Linked DNA regions of Homo sapiens: region 1 is linked to region 2. The links are chromatin contacts, found by Hi-C or POLR2A ChIA-PET in ENCODE. All regions are on one chromosome and are shown on one strand. The core of a region is the stretch at or near the end of the contact, and the rest is flanking DNA. Distances in the headings are between cores, read along the strand shown. Region 1 holds the start of LOC285804 (a long non-coding RNA gene). Region 2 has its middle 210 kb from the start of LINC00242.

Region 1 (6,861 bases), core at 4,115-6,614, 270 kb after region 2:
AGAGGCCAGATCCACGATCAGGTGCATGGCAGGGGCTTGTCCGCAGGACCGGAACCTTGGTGAGCATCAGCGATGGGCACTGTGTTTCCCCAAGAGTGACCTGGGGTGCCTTCAGGCCAGGCGCAGCTTCTACTCCTCATTTATCTCCACCACGCAGAGCAACGTGCGGCACAGACGAAGCACTCAGGGAACATTTAAATGAGTCCGTGGGATGCACCTAAAAGAAATAGAGGTTTCCAAAGAATAAGCAGGTACAAGTTAGACCCCACAAAAAAGATAGGCAGGCAGGCATTTGTTAAGTCCATTTCATTTCACCCTAGGGTTTTAACATCAAAGTATCCCTGTAATGAAGAGGCATTTTGTTACCCAAATTCTCATGTTCTTCAAGAGGGAGTAGAAAGGAAAAAAAGATGAAAAGGGAGAAACAGTACAGCCCCTACCTTCAAACTTACTACCCCCACCATACACACACACAGACACACACACAGTAAATGACATGGATATTTATCCAGTCTGCCATAAGACACCTGGCCCCACCTTATAAATGAGGGAAGCCTGGGCCAGCACAGTGGCTCTCAACTATAAGCTCAGTCTTTGGGTGGTCAAGATGGGAGGCTCACTTGAGCCCAGGAGTTTGAGACTAGCCTGGGCAACATGGCAAAACCCCATCTCTCCAAAAAATACAAAAATTAGCTGGGCATGGTGGTGGCACATTCCTGTGGTTTCAGCTACTCAGGAGGTTGAGGTGGGAGGATCCCTTGAGTCTAGGAGTTCAAGGCTGCAGTGAGCTGAGATTGTGCCACTGCACCCCAGCCTGAGCAAAAGGAGTAAGACCCTGTCTCGAAAAAAAAAGAGGGAAGCTCGGTGCTGGGTATGTCAGAGATGGAAAGACTCTTTCCAGTCTTTATGTCTCATTGGACAACGTGAAGATTCAACTTCCAGGGCTGCTCAGTAGAGCCAAGTCTGGAAAACAAGCTCGTGGGCACCACATCACAAGCACGTTTTCCCTGGAGCCCGCGTTGTCACTACTGTATTCCCAACTCCACTCCGAGGGCCTTTCAGGGTGGAGGAGAGAGCTGTGGCCAAAGGCAGTGAGAGGCAGAACCCCCAGCCCAAAAGCCAGATTTCAGCCTCAGGGACGAGCCAGGGCTCACCACCCCCGCGACACCGCAGGCCTCTGTGCGGAGACTGTGCTCAGGCCCAGCGCTTGCGCTGGAGAAAAGGCGGAGACATTCAGAACCCAGGGGATTCCAGGCTGCCTTCTCCACAAGGGTCAGGTTTGTGGAGGAGAAAGGGGAAGATTCTCCACCCACCAGGCGCCTCCTGGACTGTCAAGAACTAACAGGGACTAGATCACCCGAAATAGCAGATCAAATTGAAACAGCATACTTAGCTTTTGGAACGAACCACGAAGCAGGCAGGAGGACCGGAGATTGCAACATACTGACCTTCCGAGTCCTGTTTGGGTCAGTTTGTTAAAATTAGTTTGTCCTCCCTGGAGACACGGCCAACGCAGCCTTTTCCGTGGCAGGAGTCCAAACACAGTCTCTGCTGCTCTCCACGCACGGCAATGGGAAGGCAGCCCTTTCCCCTCCATCACTCCGGGGAGCTCACGTGCGGACGGGGTCCTCTGTAGCATCTTTAAATTGGAGGTGACTTTGTACCGTTGGAGCCGGGGGCAGAGTCAGCAGTGACCTCAACAGTTAGGACCAGGATAAGTTCCTTCTGCTGAAAGAGGACGTTAAGATGAGAAGGGCTTGGCCGGGCGCGGTGTTTCACGCCTGCAATCGCAGCACTTTGGGAGGCCGAGACCATCCTGGCTAACACGGTGAAACCCAGTCTCTACTAAAAATACAAAAAATTAGCGGGGTGTGGTGGCGGGCGCCTGTGGTCCCAGCTGCTCGGGAGGCTGAGGCAGGAGAATGGCGTGAACCCGGGACGCGGAGCTTGCAGTGAGTCGAGATCGCGCCCCTGCACTCCAGCCTGGGCGACAGAGCGAGACTCCGTCTCAAAAAAAGAAAAAAAGAAATGCTTTTAGCGCACTTAGAGCATTTAGAGCAATGGGATGATTAATTCCATTTTCCATTTCGGGCCTCATCTCAAGTATTTTTATTTCTTTCTCTTCCTCACCTTCCTGCCACCATTTGTGGTGGCAAATGTGACATTTCACATTTACACCATTGTCCAGTTTCTCTAACAGCTTGACTTTCTGTGCTATAAACATAAACACTTCCCCTTTATCCCCTTTAACAAACTGCTGTCTCTCTAGGGGTATCTGCAGGCCTCTTTGACATTTTCAACATTAACTTTAAGCTACTGAGCAAAAAATGAGCAAAAAACCCAGTCAGGGCTAGAGTGTAATCATGACGAATAAACTGGGGGTTTCATGATATTTCTGACACCTGTTTGACTACAGAGACACTGAACTGTCCTCTGCCAGGTCCAGCCTGGGCTCTAGAGCCTGCGTCTGAGGCCCCTGCCCCACTCGTTGGGAGCAGCTCCAGGGCTCCCCCACCTCCCTTCCCTCTCCTGTTTCAAAAGTATTGACTTTGAGGATCAGAAATGGTCCTAACTGTTGCTTTTTCATTTTAACTAAAACTCTCAAATTTAGAGTGTTTTTCCCTTTTCAATACACCTTTTTAATATTGCTTTTTTTTTTTTTTTTAAGATGAAGTCTTGCTCTGTCCCCCAGGCTGGAGTGCAGTGGCGCAATCACAGCTCACTGAAGCCTCGGCCTCCTGGGCTCAAGCCGTCCTCCTGCCTCAGCCTCCTGAGTAGTTGGGACCACAGGTGCCACCAGCACACTCAGCTAATTCTTTTAAAATTTTTTTGTAGAGACAAGATCTAACTCTGTTGCTTATTGCATTTTTTTATTTCAAATGTTTATACCAAATTTTTTTCTAAGCTTCTAAGAAAGAGCTGAAATTCACAAAATCCAATTCATACTAATTCTAGAAGAAACAATACTTGCCCTTCTGCAGGTGAGCAATTCCTATTGTAAGCGTCTGACACCAGACGCCCTTCCCCCCTTCTTCCTTCCTTCCTCTCTCCCCCCACAGGTCAGGGTGGGACAGCGCAAGAGAGAAAGTTGGAGACACCACGAATCCCGTCACAAACACTCTTAGGCCACTTCCATAAAAGTGTAAGAGGTTCTAGGCATCAGGCTAAAGTACTGCTGTTGAGGTCCATAATGTCTACACCAGGGTGCCACTTGGGGGTTTGGCAAGGCAGGCTGAGGAGCAGGAAGTAGCAGATTCTGATCCTGTCTCTGAAAAGTGATTTTATTTGTTGAATATCCCAGCACTGAGCTGTGAATTAAGATTCACTAAAGGAATCAAGGTTCTTGTAAAATATCCAGGACCACAAAGCAGAGATATTTTTCCTTATGGTTCAATAATTTTAAAGTTCAAATTAACTTAAAACAGTAACATGCTTTTCGTGAATGGTGCTTTGACCATGGGTTTAGACACCGAGGAAGCAGAGGAAGTTGGTGCACAGGAAACAGCCTGGGAGGCCCTTGGCAGCTGAGGCACACGTCTGCACCTCTTGCCATGGAAGGTTGGCTTGTCTTCTAAAAATCGTATCCGAGGAAGATTCTACCACTTCCTCGATAAACCACTGACAGCCTTGAAGTTTTCTTCATGCCTCGATCCAACGAGAATGCCCTGTCCTGCAATTTTAGATGATTTCCTCTTACACTGACCTTATTTTCTTTGAGAACGTAATTAATGACATGAGTCTTGTCATTTTTCTTTTCTGTGCTTTAAAAAAAACAAAAGGTTCTGATGCTCATGTTGCAATACATTTTAAAATGCTGCTTCATTCTGCCTTCCTCAGGTACCTCACTCCGGATTCTATTAAAATCGTAATCTCTAGAAGATGGATTCAGCAAATGCCAGGCGTGGAGCCATGAATGTTTCCATAAGAAACAAGAAAAATAGAAAGAATGTGTGTTAGCCAGACGACACCTTGATGGCACCCCTGCCACCTCCCCAGCCCTCCTCAGTGGCAAAGTGATTTAGCTCAGTTGGGCTTCTCCAAAATGGAAATAGTCACTTGTTTGAGCAAATAAATGTAATGAAAGTTGTTCCGGAAAAATTCTAGTACTCTGCACTAATACATATCATCTTAAAAACTTATCTCTGAATTGTTTCCAAATGACAAATGTGTAAAGTTTCTAAGTACTTTTTGTTTCCTTATCCTTGTAGTGGAAGATACTACATTCAACACAGACGTACTGTGTGCCTCCTGCGTGTGAGGCCTGGTGCTCATGGCGCGTGTCCTTGCATGCAAAATTCTACTCTTCATCTTGACGTTTCTAGACATTCAGCTGTTCCTCAGGAAACGATTTACCTTCCCTCTGCCTTTTCTGTAAAATGCATGGACTGAGGAATTACTAATGCATAACACTTTGTTTGCTGGATACCAAGTAGACGCACTCTTACCATATACAGGGCTGTATCTAGGCAGCCAGTTATTAGAATAAAAACAGAATACTATGTTCATCCGCTCAGATAATCCCTGTGTTTGGCTTCATGTTATGGTTCGAAACTCCTAGTGACATTGGTAAGAGTGAACACGAGAATGAAGCTTCTTTCATGATGAAATGTCCTGAGTGTGTGTCTGTGTGTTCTCAAATTATAGCTCACATGGATAGAGAACGTTTTCTTGCTTCAGCCTCAAGTGGGGATTGGGTTGCAGTGGTGAACCAGGGCCAACACAGCCCGCCCTCTTTGAGGTTGCAGTCTCCTGGGACACACGCCCACTAAACAAACAGCTACACGAATTAATCATGCCACAGGGCAAACTGCAAGAGCACCATCACGTGCGGCAGGTAACCCAGGCGGGTCATTTTCGTGGCGGAAGAAGGTCACACTGGAAGTCACCAGACAGATGGAAGATCCCACTCAAAGTCGCAGAGTGGGGGCGGATGGAGAACCAGGCTGCCAGGGCGCTGGCTGGAGCCGAGCGGTAACAGACCCGTGGGAGAATAACGAAACGAGGCTCCAAGACAGGCGGGAGCCGGATGGTGCATGACCTGAGAGGCCAAGTCAAGGATTTTGAACTCCACGCTAAGAGCAGCCGGAAGCCGTTCGCTGGCGCCAGCTGAGCACATGCGCAGAACCGTGCCCTGAAAGGCACCGTCCCCTGCAGACGGGAGGAGGTGCTCCCAGCACTGCTGCAGACGCTGCCGTTTCCCTTTCAAGGACTCAGCAGAGTGGGCAATCACCTAGGCGCGCCACCAGCGAGCCTGAGACTCTGCTACCAGCGTCCTTGACCGGACTCCCGCTCTCCACCCAGTTTAATTGGCTTGCTTTTGGCCTTGTAAGATTTCTCATCTGCGATGTGCGTATGCAACCACAGCAAGCCTCCCTCAGATGCATTCTGCTGTGGGTCACGTCACAGACACGGCGGTCCATACACACCCGGAAACTGTCGTGTTTGCGTGTGCGTGTATTCACTGTATGGTCCGGCTTAATGCTTTTGCTTATGGGAAGTTTCAAACGTGTACGAAAGAGGAAAGAACACGGAAGTGAGCGCCCCCATGGGCCACTCCCAGCTGCAGCGACCCCCAGCAGTGCTCGTGGGACTCCCCGTGCCACCGTGCCCGCGGCGGGGGGCTCCGAATCAGTCCCAGGCCTCGTATTGTTTCATCCATAAATATTTCAGAATTTTCTCTAAAAGATAAGGTCTCTTTTTAAACTGAACAGTAATAACACATCACATCTAAACTATTTAGCAGGTGCACTTTAAAATCATGTGGATATCCCAGTCAGCGCTTACATGTCTCCAGTGGGTTCATAAAATTTTTAAACTGTTTGAAACAGGAACCAGATCCAGACGCTGCGATGGATTGATATGTCCGTGTCTCTTTGTATCTATGGGTTCCCCCTCACCATTTTCTTGTTTTTTCCTTGCAATTTATTTGGCTACAGAGTTCCCTGGATTCGGCTGCGCAGATGCGTGGGGCGTCGAGGAAGGAGTTTTCAGTCCCGTGTTTCCGTAACTGGTAATGAGACTGAGAGCTGTCATCGGATTCAAGCTCAATGTTCTTAGCAAAACACTTCTCCTCTTTGCTGGTGTTGCTGGCCTGGCATTTAACGTGCCCTTAATGCAAGGAGGAAATGCAAGCGGAGTCGGGTCTGAGGGGAGTGAGCGCCAGTGCCTCCGCGCAGCTCCTGCTACATCGGTCGCCCTCTTTCCATCCTGGGAACCGCTCAGCGCTTTGAGGTACGCGCAAGTTAAAAATGCAATCACTACCATAAGGAACCCGGGCTTAGCGGGGGGCAAAGCGGCAAATGAGGGGTCAGCCCACAGGGAGCCCGTGCGGTCCTGCTGAGCCAGCAGGCGGGACGCGCTTAGAGACGGGGCTGCCCACCGACGGGAAGCGGAGGAGCAGCTTCCGTGACTCCCACGCCCCGTCTGGGGCCATGTTGGCGTCAAACGGCGACAAAATCATGACAGCTGTGACCCACTGGGTACAAAATAACTCACAAGTCTACACTGACATGAATGAATGAATGAATGAATGAATGAATGAATGAATGAGGAACGCTCATTCTTTCTGCGGAAAGAACTAATAAATGCATGGGGGGATGGAATTAGAAAATCGCGGCTGCTTCATGCGCGTGCCTGCTCTTACCAAGTCACCTCATGATGGCCAGCAAGCAGCTTCCTGAGGGAGGAGAGGAACGGGCTGCTTCTCATGGATCCAGGGAAACCAAAGCCTTGAAAAGAGAAACACCAAGGCCACCTCTGCCCTCAGCCTCGCGGGCCGCAGGTGAGTGAGCACACCTCCGCTCTAAGGCAAAGCCAAGTAACTACGCCTTCTGGTTGTCATTCATAAAATTTATTTTGGAA
Region 2 (6,953 bases), core at 1,037-3,536:
GGTTGACAATTGGTTGAGTTTATCTAAAGACCTGGGTTCAATAGGAAGGAACGTCTGGGTTAAGAAAAGTTCTTGTGGAAACCAAAGTTCTGATTGTGCAGAGGAAGCCTTCAGGTAACAGGCTTCAGAAAGAATAGATTGTAAATGTCTCTTATCAGACTTAAGGTCTGTTTGATGTTAATGCCAGAGAGGTATCATGAGTCCTGTCTGGCCCCCACTTCCCATCATGGCCTGAACCAGTCTTTCAGGTTAAATTTTAAGAGCACCCTGGCGGAGGAGGAAGTCCATTCAGATGATTGCATGGTGTGGTGCGGTGGGGCGGGGCTTGGAATTTTATTTTTGGTTTACAGTTTATTAAATCTGTGTTAATGCATTGAATTCAGGCCATAAAAATTTCTTTAAGACCGGGCACGGTGGCTCACGCCTGTAATCCCAGCACTTTGGGAGGCCAGCGTGGACAGATCACGAGGTCAGGAGATCAAGACCATCCTGGCTAACACGATGAAACCCCATCTCTACTAAAAATACAAAAAATTAGCCGGGTGTGGTAGTGGGCGCCTGTAGTTCCAGCTACTTGGGAGGCTGAGGCAGGAGAATGGCGTGAACCTGGGAGGCGGAGCTTGCAGTAAACCGAGATCTCGCCACTGCACTCCAGCCTGGGCGACAGAGTGACACTCCGTCTCAAGAAAAAAAAGAAGAAAAAAATTTCTTTAAAATTGGGGTTAATGTGCCACTTTCTCTTAGGTAAAGATGTAGCTATTTTGGAGAAATTTGAATGAATGCTCAGAACAGGTGAATCAGAGTGCAGCATCTTAAGGCTTACCTTCAGTTGCAATACAAGGCACCGACTTTTAAAATTTTTGATAGTTTAAAAGTTATCTGTAATCAAAAATATTTTGGCACCAAGCATGTTCCTTTCTTGTAACCTGTATTCTATGTTCAAAAAATCGTTGAATTCACATCCCCCAGAATAGAAACTCCATGAGAAGAACATTGCGGTTCTTATTGAGAGATGTCTTCTAGGCTCCTAAAATAGTGTCTGATACATAAACATCACTCGAGGAATATTGTTGGATGCATAAACATACCGGGCCCATGGCACATGCATGCACACCACACACAATGTGTTGTCTGCTCCATTAATACTTCCATTACTGGTATGCTGGGATGGTGTAAAGAGTGAACACAACCTGCCCAACACACTTTGTATAGATTTTTCTGGAATATAAGTGGCTCTTTGACTAATTCTAAAGTTTATTCTAAAAGAAATGTAGCTATAAAGTTGCTTCTCATATATAATCAAGTGAAAAGACTAGAACACACAGTAGGATCTAAGGTATGGTCGTAAATTGCTTTAAAAACATATCGACACACACTCCTAGAAGAACGTTGGAAGAATATGCACCCAAGTGTTGGCAGTCAAGATTTTCCCCTCATTCTGTATTTTTGTATTTATATTTTCTCATTTTGAATCAATACGATGCACTGCCTTTGTATTAAGAAGCTAATGGGTACTTTTTTCCTGGGGAGTGTGTTTGGTTTTAGAGCAGGAGTCATCATCTGCCAGGCGTCCGACTCCCCTGCGCTGCCTGCTGATGCTTCCCATCACACCCAGGGCCTGAGGGAGGAAGTGGGCTCCTGCAGCATGGTCAGGGCAGTGAGATGAGGCAGAAGCGGCACTGAGGGGATTCCCTGAGGGACTTGGGGAGGGTCTCCATGCATCCCGCCAAAGGTTGGCGCCTCCTGGGGTCTCGTCTGACCTCCCAGCACCAGGGATGGGGTGCCCCTGCTGGGACCTTGGAGCCTGGGCTCCCTGACGGCTTGCTCTATGTAGCTCAAGGCTCCCCCATTCCATTACTTTGAAAGGGAAAGGAGAGGGAATAAGGACAGAGGGAAGGAGGAGGGAGGGAGGAGGCAGGCGGGAGCTGAAACAACCTCCGGCAGCACATCTGTGGGTGCCAGGCCTCCGAATGCAGCGCTGAGTAAGACGAACTCCCAGCCTTCATGGAGGAGCAGATACCAACTGGCAATTTGCATGATTGATTATTTAGCCACAACTGTGATGAGTGCAACTGAGGACAGGCACAGGGCCTAAGGCGGTGCCCGAGAAGATGCCAGGCCGGGGCTGGGACCGGGCTGAGATCCGAGATTGGGAGGTCCAAGTGTGTCCTGAGTTGCTTATCTCTGCCTGCAGGAGTGTCTGTGAGAAAGAAAAAGGAACTGCAGGTTCCCTCCGTGAACTCCCATAGCCCTGCCCAGTGAGGACAGCCAGGCCTGGCCAACAGCCGGGCCAGCGCGTCTGCCCCCTGGAGCTCTCTCTTCCCTTCAAGCGGGGGCTGGCGGTGGGGAGGTCACAGGCCGGAGCACGAAGTCCTGGCTGCACAAGAGGCTTCCCTGAGGGAGGAAGCTGCTCCCTTCCACAAAGGTCTCTCCAAAGGACCTTCCTAATTTGCTGCTGGCGGAGAGACAAACAACACAGTGGCCATGCCAACTGGGGAGAGAGGCCAAATGGAAAGAAACTACAGGCCACACTGCAAGGTGGTGGGGAAGAGGGCTTTGGCTTGCTTGTCCTTATATGTGGTGAAAACTAGAGCGGCAGCTTTCATCAGGCCAAAGCAGGATGAAAAGGTCAGAGGGAGCATGGCACAGGACAGCATCTGACTGCCAGCAGATGAGCAATGAAGCCAGGATGCAAGAGGATGTGTATGCAGCGGCATTTGGGATGCGGAGAGAAGACGCAAGCCTGGGAAGCGCAAAGGGTTCCGGCCTCATCCATCACATCACCAAGTTCCTATTTTACCCTTGATTCTAAGCAGCAGCTAAATGAGCAGATTAAATACTTAGAAATGCCGCATTGTGGAGTGTGGAGGCCCAACGGCCAGCGAGGAGGCTATAAACAGAGTCAGTGAGAGACGAGGAGAAAACAGTTCTCTAGGAGGCGTCCTTCTCTTCTGCTTTGATGGTTGTGATACAAGCAGGCAGGAAGGATCCATGAGTGAAAGGCATATGTGAAATACAATTTTCAGTTTCCTTCTTTCACAACTGGGTAAAAATAATCATTCACCAAGACAGAGAACAGACAGGAGGAGGAGTCTACATAGGAATATGGTCATTATTGAAAACCGAGGCAAGGGAGAGTCAGTCGAGCTCCAAAGCCCAGACACACATGGGAGCACTGCTAGGAAAAACAGCAAAGTTGTTGAAGACCTAGCATCTACCTTGGCCCCACAACAGACACAGGAACAGCTCTGCCTCCTCGAGTTCTTCAGACTCAGACTGCAGTGCTCTTTGGAAGGAACTTTAGGTAAATACAGAACCAACAAGTCCATCGTCTACGTGTGTAGCTGTGGCTATGGGGCAGAAGATGGTCACTGATGGTGAGAGAGGGAACGGGCTGGTGGCAGGAAGGATCACAAAATGAGGCCTAGACCAATGTCCACATCATGGGATGCTGAGGTGGCCTCTCAGGCAACATCAGATGCAAAACAGATACCAGAATATTCACCCAGGTTGGATTCCTTAGGCCCCTCGTTCTGAAAGCAAAAGTGCTCAGATTCAGTCATGAGAGGGAATGTGAGGACACACTTGTGAGGACCAGGCACCTCACATGTTCAGAAGGTCGGAAAATAGCCTCTGAAAGGTGAATCCTGTGCTTGGCTTGCTGAAGGGGTCCCTGGCAAAGCACAGCCCCAGCTGTGTCCTTGTTGTAACAAGCCAGTGCCTAGTGGGCTCTCTGAGCTTATGCGGTCTGCTAACAAATGATCTGGAAACTTTGTAAGTACAGTATTGATTATGACTAAAGATAAAGTAGATTTAATTTCACTGGCAATCTGAAAAGAGTATCTTTAAGAAAAGCTAAGTGACCTATGAATTAGAAGAGAATAAGAAAGAATAAGTAGATAATCCCAGATCAGCTTTCCTTGACCTTCATAACTGCAAAAGATTCCTTTTTTTTGCCTTGAGATATTCCACTTATATGAATAAAGTGAAATAGTATTGTTCCTTTAGAAAATAATTTTGACAGGTCTTACTAATTATTGAGATAATCACTTGTTTGCTGTCCAGAGAACAAAAGCCTGCATTTCAGAAAGGCCAATATTGTTTTTATTTGCCTTATACTTTCAGTGGGTAGGCTTAGGTTTATTTCAGACTTAGGTTTTCTTGCAATGCAGGTATTATGTAGGCTATATGCCTGCCCATGCAGTCATGTTGATTTAAGTGTATAAAATGCTTGGACACATGGAATCATGGATCCTAGAGAAGAAGCTATCTAAAGAGCTTATTGTGTCAGTCAGGATGGGCTAAGTTATGCTGTGCTAACAAACAATTCCAAGATCTTAAAGAACAAAAATAAATAGGCTTATTTTGTGCTTCTGCTGCACTTTCAATGCCAGTCAGTAACAGTTCTTCTGCATATTGTTCAGTAGTTCAGGCTGAGGAAGTTTTAACTGGAAAATTGCTGGTTGTTACAACAGAAGGAAAGTAAAAACATGGGAAACCATGTGTTCGCTCTCAAAGCTTCTACCCACATGTGTGACACATTCCTTTTGCTCACATTTTACTAGCCAAACTCAGTCATGAAGCCATGCATGCAGGGAACAAAGGTGGAAATGTGTAATGCGCCCATCAGGATGCACACCAAAGTCTTGGACACAACAGTGGTCTTGCACCCTGCTTTGAGACAAGGTCTACAAATGATCCTTGTATACCCTTCTTCCCAATGACTCTCATGTGAGCCTTTCCTAGATGCAGTCTTCAGCAAGAGGACTCTCAGCCTTCCACGTAATGGAAATACAATCAGCAGTTGAAAGCACAGAATTAACTCCACTGGTGTAAAAGCTAGTGCCTTGCTTCTGTCCCAGAGTCACCAGGATGTCCACCAGGGAAATGAGTCAAGTTGACTCTGCAGTGAAGAGGCTGCATCAGCATCAGCCCTGTGTCATCCACGATGATTACATTATCCATATCCCTGGTGATGGAGCTAAAATATCCAATGATCACACATAGGACACAATGACACACTGTAGATCATGACCTGCCTAGGCCACAATTTGCACTAGGGATCAATGACCTAGAACTACATCAGTGAAATCTGTTGAACAATGAGAGAAGAGATTCTCTTACTTCAGTAATTGAGAAGAAAAATGAATTCTCCTACCTCAGTAACTGTGGAAAAAGACTGATTTACCTCAGTACCTGTGAAGAAGAATAGATTTTCCTACTTTAGTAACTGTGGAGAAAAATGTATTCCTCTATCTCAGGGACTATGGAGAAGAACAGATTCTCCTACAGAGAAGAGTGGATTTTCCTACCAAGGTAACTGTGGATAAAGAGGGATTCTCCTACCTTGGTAACTGTAGAGAAGAAGACATTCTCTAACCTCAGGAACTGTGGAGAAAGATTCTTCTACCTCAATAACTGGAAAAAATGAATTTTCCTATTTCAGTGACTGTGGAGAAGGTAAAGAAACTCTTACTTCAGTAAATAGAGGGGAACAGATTCTTCTACTTCGATAACTGTGGATAAAGAGAGATTTTCCTCCTCAGTAACTGTGGAGAATAGATTCTCCAATGAGAGGAACTGTGGGAAAGAAAGGATTCTTCCACATCAATAGTTGTGGAGGAGAGATTCTCCTACATTATAACTGTGGATAAAAAATGAATTCTCATTCAGAAACTGTTGAGATGCATGTATTCTCCTACTTCAGTAACTGGAAAAGATTTGATTCACTTACCTCCTCAATTGTGAAAAAATGATAAATTCTACTGTCTTTGGAGGAAGAAAAGATCTCCTGCCTCAGTACCTGTGAAGAATATTGGATTCTTCTACCCCAGTAACTGTGGAGAATAACCAATTTCCCTATATCTGTAATTGTGGACATGTAGAGATTGCACTACCTACACGTGGAGAAGAATGGCTTCCCCTACCTCCATAACTAAGAAGAAGAATAGATTCTGCTACTTTTGTATCTGTGGAGGATGAAAGGTTTTTTTTACCTCAGTACCCATGGAGAAGAATGAATTCTCTTACCTCACTAATTGTAGAGAAAGAGAGACTTTCCTATCCTATCTCAGTAACAGTGGACAATAATGGATTTTTTTTAACCTCAACAACTATGGGAAGAAGAGATCTCCTTTAATAACTGTAGAAAAGAATGAATTCACCAACCTTAGTAACTGCAGAGAAGAGATTTTCCTACCTTAGTAACTATCATGAAGATTTTATTATTCTACCTCAGGAATTGTGGAGAAGGATACATTCTGATACTTCAGTAACTATAGAGAAGGAGAGGATCTTCTCCCTCAATAACTGTTAAGAATGGATCCTACCTTAGTAACTGTGAAGAAGAATGGACTCTCTTACCTCAGTAACTATGGAGAAGAATGATTCTTTTATCTCAGTAAATATAGGGAAGAACAAACTCCATAACTTCAGTAAAAAGAAGAGAGATTCTTCTATCTCAGTACAGGTGGAGAAGAATGGATTCTTCTAATTCAGAACTGTGAAGAAGAGATTATCCTCTTGTAGTAACTGTGGAGGAAAATGGATTCTCCTCCTTCGTGACTTTGCAGAAGGAGAGATTCTTTTATCACAGTAACTGTTGAGAAGAATGAATTCTCCCTCTTCAATACATGTGGAGAAGAATAAATTCTCCTACCTGAGTAACTGGAGAAGGAAGGACTTACTTTAAAACTCAGTAACTGGGAAGGAGAGAGCTCCTTCAGTAACTGTGTAGATGAATGAATTTTCCTAATTAGTAACTGTGTGAAAAAAGATATTCTCCTACCTCAGTAACTGTAGTGAATAATTTATTCCTCTATCTCAGTAACTGTGGAGAAGAATAGATTCTCCTGTCTTAATAACTCTGGAAACGGATGGATTCTCTTCCTTCAGTAATTGTGAAAATGAATTCTCCTACCTTGGTTATTGTGAAGAGGATAAAGGCTGCTACC

What was found. A loop is a pair of places that touch in the nucleus more often than their neighbours do. ChIA-PET counts read pairs that join two places held with the same protein, here RNA polymerase II (POLR2A). Pooled maps may share reads with other maps.
Region 1: a map of heart right ventricle shows a loop between it and region 2 (2.5-fold over the local background). The contact joins two enhancer-like sites. A Hi-C loop is called at or near these places in 1 of 168 maps with a recorded cell type or tissue (heart right ventricle) and 3 of 50 pooled maps. POLR2A ChIA-PET finds 5 or more read pairs at or near these places in 1 of 52 experiments (activated CD4-positive, alpha-beta T cell).

What each region holds. Positions count from the first base shown.
Region 1 is chr6:170,275,372-170,282,232 of GRCh38, forward strand. DLL1 (delta like canonical Notch ligand 1) reads right to left here. Exons shown (of 11, transcript NM_005618.4): 11 at 6,835-6,861. It overlaps LINC01624 (long intergenic non-protein coding RNA 1624), which reads left to right. Exons shown (of 2, transcript NR_104177.1): 1 at 1-59; 2 at 3,838-4,098. It overlaps LOC285804 (a long non-coding RNA gene), which reads right to left and starts at 1,391. Exons shown (of 3, transcript NR_126021.1): 1 at 1,314-1,391; 2 at 1-217. RefSeq lists an enhancer at 6,773-6,861. Within about 2 kb of position 5,365, at least 23 of the 41 ENCODE cell types and tissues checked have a DNase peak (open chromatin) inside an H3K27ac peak, as active enhancers do; they include heart right ventricle, where a contact is called at or near this core.
Region 2 is chr6:170,009,090-170,016,042 of GRCh38, forward strand. No RefSeq gene overlaps it. Among named protein-coding and RNA genes, the nearest start is that of LINC00242, 210 kb to the left of the region's middle. Within about 2 kb of position 2,287, at least 8 of the 41 ENCODE cell types and tissues checked have a DNase peak (open chromatin) inside an H3K27ac peak, as active enhancers do; they include heart right ventricle, where a contact is called at or near this core.